2 separate regions of the Homo sapiens genome follow, and region 1 is linked to region 2. Evidence: read pairs that join two places in POLR2A ChIA-PET (ENCODE). Cell type or tissue: B cell. All regions are shown on one strand. Each heading gives the region's core, and the rest is flanking DNA. Links, peaks and the distances in the headings are about the cores only.

Region 1 (4,399 bases), core at 195-4,194, 100 kb after region 2:
TGGAGGCCTTGAGAAACTTTTAATCATGGCAGAAGGTGAAGGGGAAGCAGGCACATCTTACATGGCTGGAGAAGGGGGAAGACAGAGCAAAGTGGGGGTGCTACGTACTTTTAAACAACCAGATCTTGTGAGCACTCATTCACTATCATGAGAACAGCAAGGGGGAGGTCTGTCTCCATTGATCCAGTTACCTGCCACCAAGCCCCTCCTCCAACACTGGGGATTACAATCCAATGTGAGATTTGGGTGAGGACACAAATCCAAATCATATCAGACCCTATTCAGATTTCACCAGATATATCTTAAATAGTGAAGTCACAGCTCTAGGATGTGCAAATTTGGTAGGCACTGGGCTAGAAAATTGTTGCAGAATGAGTTGAACCACTGCTTTGTTTTATTTGTAGATAAGCTAGCTGAAAACTAGAAATGTTTGTCAGTGATTGTGAACTGTTCTATAGAAGAAAATAAAAATCATCAACCTCAATTAAAAACATCTCACACATATTGATTGAGCCAATACCATAGCTACTAAGCATGCCTTTTATTACTGCCAGAAATAACAAATTCTTTTGTATCTGGACACATTACTCCCTTAATGACAGACCGTATAGAAAAGTGATGCTTGGACATGTATCTGAAATGTCATGCATTTTTGGCCAAGCCACTCTTTCTCATCTCTTCTGTGCAGTTTGAGCTTCCACAGGTTGAACCCAGCTCTGGCTTTTTGGGCCCTTTCTGTAGTGACTATGCAGATTTCTATCATGGTACCTGTAACACTTTGTTGCTATAACTGGTGTGGATGCCTGCTAAACTATGAGGAACTCGTGGGCCTGGCTCTGTCTTAGTTGCCCTGGTATTTCAGTGCCTGGCATAATGCCTTAGGCATAGCAGGCAGGAACACATGCTCAATGAAGAAATGAATGAATAAATTTAACATATGATAAGTTCACATTTTTTTTTCCTACTTGATCTCATTGGGAAAAGAGCCTATAACTTTAAATTATTCCAGTGAATAAGACAATGTTGGGTGTGTATTAAAGAGGAAAATCTTTCAAGGGCTTTGTGTTTGAGAAACAGACTTTGAATGCCAGTTGTGACTTAACAGCTGAATGAAGACTATCACTTTTACAAATAGCATACATGTATGGGTGCTGACTCACTTTATTCAGTAGACACAATGTACTCCTTAGGTAATTTGATCCATCTCAGTAAAATCTGCCTTCTACCCAGACTGAATGGTTGTGGTTCGTTATCATTATTATTCAGCATTGCTACAGTTTGTGTTTTCAAAGTACTGTGTTCCCCATTTTTAATGAGCTAGGCAGATGATAGGTAATGAAAGGGGTTTTAGCTAGTCTCACATGTAGCTGGTGTTCAATCAATTTTTGATGACTGCTTAATCACTGAGGTTAATTGGGGACGGGCTGGTGTAAACTCATGGGAAGAAAGGCTCTCCAACTTTTCCATGGACGGAGGAGGTGTGGGAGTGGAGAGAGGAGAAGCTGGGAAAGACTATGAAGATGGAAGAGGGAAGGAAGTAGGAATTCCTTCTGATAGGAGTGGAGCAGGCTTCTGAGTCTCTGACCCACTTCAGCAAACCTCAGGGCCCTCTGGGGCACATCATGTTCATTTGCCCTGTGAAGGAGTAGATTCTTTGGGGTTGGAGCTACTACTTCTTAAGAACAAGTTGTTTAGGGACTACTTTTATAAGTTTTGTGGTCATGTTTTAGCATTCTACTAATGCTTTTCATATCACTGATTCTAAAGCTGAAAAAAAAAAAAAAAACCATGCCAAAACAAATTTATAGGAATTCAGGATATCAAAGCTGAATAATGATTTATTCTCATAGGAGGTATTGCAATTAGGGACAAGAAAACTGTTGATCCTAAGGGTCCCTAGTGGCAGGACAGACTGAATATACAGTTGAGACATGGAGAGAGGGATAATTTAACTTCTCTTCCTTGGAAAATCCATCTCCTCCTTGAAGCCCTGCTCAGTGTCTTGCTCTGGCCCTGTCAACTGAGAGATGAGAAATGTTTTGAGTTTGGGGACTGGGAGTGAGTGTTGTCGGCTTAAAAAAGAATAACGTATTAGATTTGTGTTAAGTGCTCCGTAAACCCTTCCTACCCCCTTTAAAAAATGGTCAGATGATATTTGTATATTTTGGTATTATTGGGCAATGACCACAAATATTTGTCTGGAACACAACTTGGAGAGAAGAAAAGTTGCGAAGACAAAAATATAAGCCCTTGCCAGCCATTGGGTTGGCTGGGGAAGTGTGGAAAAGCTCAGGGAAATGTCCTGCCATACACTCTAATTCCTACGTCATCATGGGCCTGGCAGGCCCAGCTAGCCTGGGGCCATACATGAAGGCCAGTGGAGAGGTAAATTCAGCAGGCTGGAGCTCCCAGCAAAGCAGCAAAGCTGATTTGTCTCATCCTAGGTAGAAGCTTAAATCCAGTTGCCATAGAGTATTTTGAGGATTAAATGAGCTAATGTCTGCAAAAGCAACCTACACAGAGCCTGGCACCCAGAAGATACTCAAACAAAGTAGATTTTCTTCCTTGCTGTGACTTCACAAGGGATTGTGGGTGTCTCAGGACACTGTGTCTCAGTTAATGGCTTTATGCCATGTGGGCATTCTACCTTTTTGAAGACACTGGAAACTTGGACCGAAACCAACTCCAAATTCTTCATTCTGGGTGAGATGAGCCCCAGCTAGAGATGCAGCTCAGTTTCCTCATTTGCAAAATAGAATGGTGTGGGGAAGTTATTTTGTGTCCTTGAATAAGGAAACATGGTTCATATCATTTCCTCAGAGAGTGGCTGGTCTGGATTTCAACTCAGAAGAGGTCTGTGGGAAATCACATGGGGCTGCTGCAATTTCTATTTTGGGCAGAGACCTTATCTCTGAGATATCCGAGCTGGGATTTCTTTAGTGATACCTTACCAACTTCTCACAAATACTTCACTCGGAACCCTAAACCTGGGGAGCACCACGGAGTCTTTGACCCCAACTGCTTCACTCTCCATCAGTATTTGCATAATGTCAACACAGTTCTCACCATTTGTGACCACCTTTTGACCAGGCAATTCTACCTGCCTCATGTCCCTAGCCAAAAGGCTAGTCCCCTTTGTCATCTATTCTTTTTCAGTTCCTTGCCCATGTACTGCACTCTCACTCTCTCATTATGTTTTCATGTTTAATCTCTGCTCCTCAACTGGATTCTGTTTGCCAGATTTAAAGTGTACACAAGGCTCCCACTGGCGGGTGGGGTGGGGGAGTGGAGATAACTCTACCCCAAGCATACCTTCCCCTCAAGCTTTCATATTCTCTTCTCCCCTTTACAGAGACTTCTAGAGAGAACATCTATACTTGTTGACTCTTTTTACTTCCTGCTCACTCCTTAGGTCACTGCCAGGCTGGCTCCTACCTCATGAGCTCGACAAACAGCTTGTGCCAGGGTCACTCACCTTCCTTCACATCTCAGCAGTGGTCAACACTGTTGACTGTCCCTCCTCCTCGAAACACTGTATTTTTTTGTCTTCAGTGACGCAAGGCTCTTTTGTTTACCTTCATCTTCTCTGACTGCTCATTTTCTATCTCTTTTGCAGTCTTATCCTATGCTCCCCGGGTCAATACATATTAAAATACTCAAGGCCCAGTCCTAGATAGTCTTGTCTTTTTTTGTTTGTTTGTTTTGATATGGAGTCTGGCTCTGTCACCCAGGCTGGAGTGCAGGCTCACTGCAATCTCTGCCTCCTGGGTTCAAGCGATTCTCCTGCCTCATCCTCCTGAGTAGCTGGGATTACAGGTGCATGCCACCACGCCTGGCTAATTTTTATATTTTTAGTAGAGATGGGGTTTCACCATGTTGGCTAGGCTGTTCTCAAACTCCTGACCTCAAGTGATCTGCCCACCTCAGCCTCCCAAAGTGCTGGGATTATAGGTGTGAGCCACTGCACTTGGCCGTCTTCTTTTCTTATTCTATACTTCGTTCATGGCAAAAATGTTTCTCCAGCCCAGGTCTCTTCTTTGAGCTTTAGATCCATGTATCCAATTTCCTACCTAATACTTTCATCTGGAAGTTTCACATGCATCTAAAACACAACATAGCCAAAACCAAACTCTTGATTAATCCAAAACCTTTTGCTGTTCCCTATGTCACCCGCATTGTTAAGCAGGCCAGAACTTGGAGTCACCATGACCTTTCCCTCTGCCTTACCCTTCACATTCAATTTTGCTTCCTAAACCTCTTTGAATCTGTACTTTTTTCCCTACTTCCACTCCCACTATCCTAGTCTAAGCTACCTTCACCTCTTCCTGGATAACCTTAAAAGCCTCTTTATTGGTCTATCTGCCACTGTTTTGACCTCCACCTCCCACAATGTATGCTG
Region 2 (4,399 bases), core at 312-4,311:
CTTTAAATTCAACAATAAAAAAAAATCCTATTTTAAAAAGGGAAAAAATCTTAACAGACACCTTACCAAAAAATATATACAGATAGCAAATATGCATAGGAAAAGATGACCAACATCATATACCATTAGGGACAGCAAATTAAAACAATGCGGTAGCACTACACACCTATTAGAATAGCCAAAATTCAAAACACTACACCACCAAATGCTGGTGGGGATGTGGAGCAACAGGAACTCTCATTCATTGCTGTTAGAAATGCAAAGTGCTACAGTCACTTTGGGAGGCATTTTGGCAGTTTCTTATAGAGCTAAAAGCAGTCTTACCACACAATCCAGCAATCACACTCTTTGGTATTTGCCCAAATGAGCTGAAAATTTATGTCCATATAAAAACCTACACATGGATATTTATAGCTGCTTTATTCATAATTGCCAAAACCTGCAAACAACCAAGATGTTCTTCAATAGGTGAATGAATAAACTGTGGTATAAACATACAATGAGATATTATTCAGTAATTTTTAAAAAATGAGGTATTGAGCCACAAAAAGTTATGGAAGAAACTTAAATGCATATTGCTAAGGGAAAGAAGACAGTCTGAAAAGGCTACATATTGTATGATTCCAATTATATGACATTCTGGAAAAGACAAAACTATAGAGACAGTAAAAAGATCAGTGGCTGCCTGGAGTTGGGCAGAGGAGAATGGAAGATGAATAGATAGAAAATGGAATTTTTAAGGCAGTGAAACTATTCTGTATGATACTATACTGATGGAAACATTTGTCAAAAGCACAGAAAATGTGCAACACAGAGTGATGCCTAATGTATGTAAACTATGAACTTTAATTAACATAATAATAATGTATCAGTATTGGTTCATCAATTTTTTTTTTTGAGACGGAGTCTCGCTCTGCTGCCCAGGCTGGAGTGCAGTGGCACGATCTCAGCTCACTGCAACCTCCGCCTCCCAGGTTCAAGCGATTCTCCTGCCTCAGCCTCCTGAGTAGCTGGGATTACAGATGTGTGCCACCACACCCAGCTAATTTTTATATTTTTCGTAGAGACAGGGTTTCACCATGTTGGCCAGGCTGGTCTCGAACTCCTGACCTCAGGTGATCCACCCGCCTCGGCCTCCCAAAGTGCTGGGATTACAGGCGTGAGCCATCGCGCCCGGCCTGGTTCATCAATTTTAACAAATGTATCACACTGAATTAAGATGGAAAGTGGAAAACCAGAATTGAGATTTCCACCAACAGGGGGGAGGGGAATTAGAATCAAGGTGGGAGGGGATGGAGGAAGGAAGTCTAGTGGATCTCTGCAATCTAGGTGCTTGGGGATTTTAAAACCATCTGAGTACAGGTGAACAGTCGTGGGCCCACTCAAAACAGCACATTGGAACGGAGACCCCCGAATAATGCTAGGACTCTGGAAGGGACTGTGCCTTCAGTAAAGCAAAAACAGTTTTTTTAAAAAAGGGTTAGGCCAGGCGCAGTGGCTCAAGCCTGTAATCCCAGCACTTTAGGAGGTTGAGGTGGGAGGATTGCCTGAGCCCAGGAGTTTGATACCAGCCAAGGCAACATAGTGAGACCTTGTCTATACAAAAAATACAAATATTAGGTGGGCAAGGTGGTGGACACCTGTAGTCCCAGCTACCTTGGGAAGCTGAGGTGAGAGAATCACTTGAGCCCAGGAGGTTGAGGCTGCAGTGAGCCTTGATTGTGCCAGTGCACACCAGCCTGGGTGACAGAGTTATAACCTGACTCAAAAAAAAAAAAAAAAAAAAAAAAGTTACCTACAAGCACAAGAGGATAACAACAAAGTCTGTGTTTGGGTAGAAGAAAAACAGTCCTCCAAGAATTCAAATCCAAGAGTCATTGCTCTTTTGATTTGGGGTTCAAGTTTGTATTATCTATAAGATGTGGGGAATCCCAAACTGAGAAATTAAAATAAAAATCCAAGACCAAAAAGACTCATGAGGTTACTGGAAGAAACAAAAGCAAAACTGTTTTGGAAGGACAGCCACAGTCTCCCACCCACTCCCCACCACCCCCCCAGCCCCTCCACTCAGCTGTCAATTTAAACCACAAAGATTCTTACAGAAAAAAAGTAGATGAATTCAAAATTAACATAGAAATTCACAGGCATGAGTCAGCATAAAACAAAGCAACAAACTGCAAGATGAAATCCCCCAAAATTTGAAATTATAGACTAATCCGAAAGCACTAAGAACAATTAAGTATGCAACAAGAATACAAAGACTTGAAAAAGAATAACACATATCTAGGAATATAATTAATAAAATGTAAAAAGCAATGCAATCTGCTACGGACTGAACTGTGTCCCTCTAAAATCCACATGTTGAAGACCTAACCCTCAATGTGGCAGCATCTGGAGATGGGGCTTTTTGGAGATAACTGGGTTTAGATGAGTTCCTGAGGTAGGGAAGGCCTCAGGATGGGATAAGTGCCCTTATGAGAAGAGACACCAGAAAGTATGCCCTCTCTCTCTGTAAGAAGGCCATCTACAAGCCAGAAAGAGAGCATCACTAGAAACCTGGCATCTTGATCTTGAATGTCTAGCCTCCAGAACTGTGAGAAAATTAATTTCTGTCATTTAAGCCACCTGGTCTGTGGTATGTTGTTACGGCAGTCCTAGCTAAGATAAAATCCAACTGGCCAAATCTGAAATTGTTTGAGCATCAAAATAAAAGTGATGAATCAAAACCCAATGAATAAAAGAAGAATCCATGAGCCAAAAAATAAATAAACAAAAATAGTTCTTCACAGTAGAATGTCAACCAATACATGTAGAAGAAATTAACGGAGTTAGAAAATCATTATTTGGGAACCATTATAGTAATAATTCAAGTAGAAATCAACTTGGATATTAAAATTAGTGGGTACAGGTTTGATGAGGAACAAAATATTATATAGTCTCAAAGTATCTCCCCATAATTTACTTATTAATTAGAAAAGGAAGAGATAATCTGATAGTGAAGAAACTTGGCACACCCACCTTAACCAAATAATCAAAATCAACATTAATAAGGGGACTAATCAACATCATGTTCTTCCTGATACGATTCACTGAGGATACACATCACTATAAATTTCCGTCAAAAAATGTGTAACATGAATTTAAACAAATGAGGGGCATTCTACAAAATAAATGATGCGTACTACTCAAAAATGTTGGTGTCTAAAAGACAAAGGCTGAAAAACTCTTCTAGGTTAAGAGACTGAAGAGTCTTAGAAACTAAAAATAGCATATGATTCTCCTGGATTTCTGGAGTTGGGGGGAAAATGCTATAATAGACATTACTGGGACTCCTGAAATTTCAATAAGGTCTGTAGATCAAATAATAGTATTGTCTTAATATTTAAATTTCCTGATTTTGATAATTTATTGCAGTTTAAGTAAATGTCTTTCATTTTGAGAATACACATCAAAGTATTTATGGGTAAAGGAGTTTGATGTCTGCAACTTACTCTCAAATGGTTCAGAAAAAAAAAATATGTATATATACAGAGAATAAATGTGGTAAAGTATTAGCCATCGGTGAATCTTGGAAAGGATGTATGAGAGTTATTTTATTTTTATTATTCTCTCATTCTTTGCAATTATCCTGTGAATTGAAATTATTTTTTAAAAAGCAAACTTTTTTTAAAAAATGAAAGTTTCAAACAGCAGATTAGACAGACATAATTAAAGATAATAAAGATAAGAACCATAATACATGACACAGAATAAAGAGAAAAATCATGAGAAGTCATGGAGAACTATAACAAAGTTAAAGAATACAACACGAGCTCTAAAGAGAAACAAGAAAGAGATAGGGGAAGAAAGGTATCAAAGATATTGCAGTTTACAATTTTCCAGGACTGAGGAAATACGCTACTCTTCAGATTAAAGAAAAACAGTAAATATTTTTATTAAAATCCACACATAACACTGTGAAACTGTACACACCAGAATCAAAGAAAAAAATCTTAAAAGTCAAACAGGGAGGAAAGAAAAAGTAAGATTAGCTAAAAGCAACAATAATTATATTGACAACAGACTTCTCCACAGCACAACAGGTAACCAGAAGACAACAAAAGATCTTCAAAGTGCTGAGAAAAAAACAACCGTTAATTTAGAGTTCTATACCCCACTAAACTATGATTTAAAAGTAAAGACAAAATAAAGACAATGAGGAGGGGGAGGAGGAAGACTGAGTTTACCTTATACAGTTCCTCACTTAAAAAGAAAAGTTAAAAGAAAGAAAAAAAATCCTACCAAATACAGCTTCAAGATTAAAGAAATCTGAACCCAGAATGAAGGAATATAAGGCCAAGAAGAAACAGTGAGCAAAGAAATTGAAAACTCCTACACGTAAATGTAAAGAAGCACTGTC

Evidence for each region. ChIA-PET counts read pairs that join two places held together with the same protein. Peaks named below come from ENCODE experiments on the same cell type or tissue, not always from the same donor. Only the 100,000 strongest peaks of a DNase experiment are listed, where the experiment ranks them.
Region 1: POLR2A ChIA-PET joins it to region 2 with 9 read pairs; 9 of 35 experiments call an interaction of 5 or more read pairs at or near these places.

What each region holds. Positions count from the first base shown.
Region 1 is chr2:39,522,693-39,527,091 of GRCh38, forward strand. All of the region lies in intron 5 of MAP4K3-DT (MAP4K3 divergent transcript), which reads left to right. Among named protein-coding and RNA genes, the nearest start is that of MAP4K3-DT, 87 kb to the left of the region's middle. In B cell, for the core only: no CTCF peak of the experiment used is centred there; no DNase peak of the experiment used is centred there; H3K27ac peaks cover 599 bases.
Region 2 is chr2:39,423,065-39,427,463 of GRCh38, forward strand. The region is part of intron 1 of MAP4K3 (mitogen-activated protein kinase kinase kinase kinase 3); the gene reads right to left. Among named protein-coding and RNA genes, the nearest start is that of MAP4K3, 12 kb to the right of the region's middle. In B cell, for the core only: no CTCF peak of the experiment used is centred there; no DNase peak of the experiment used is centred there.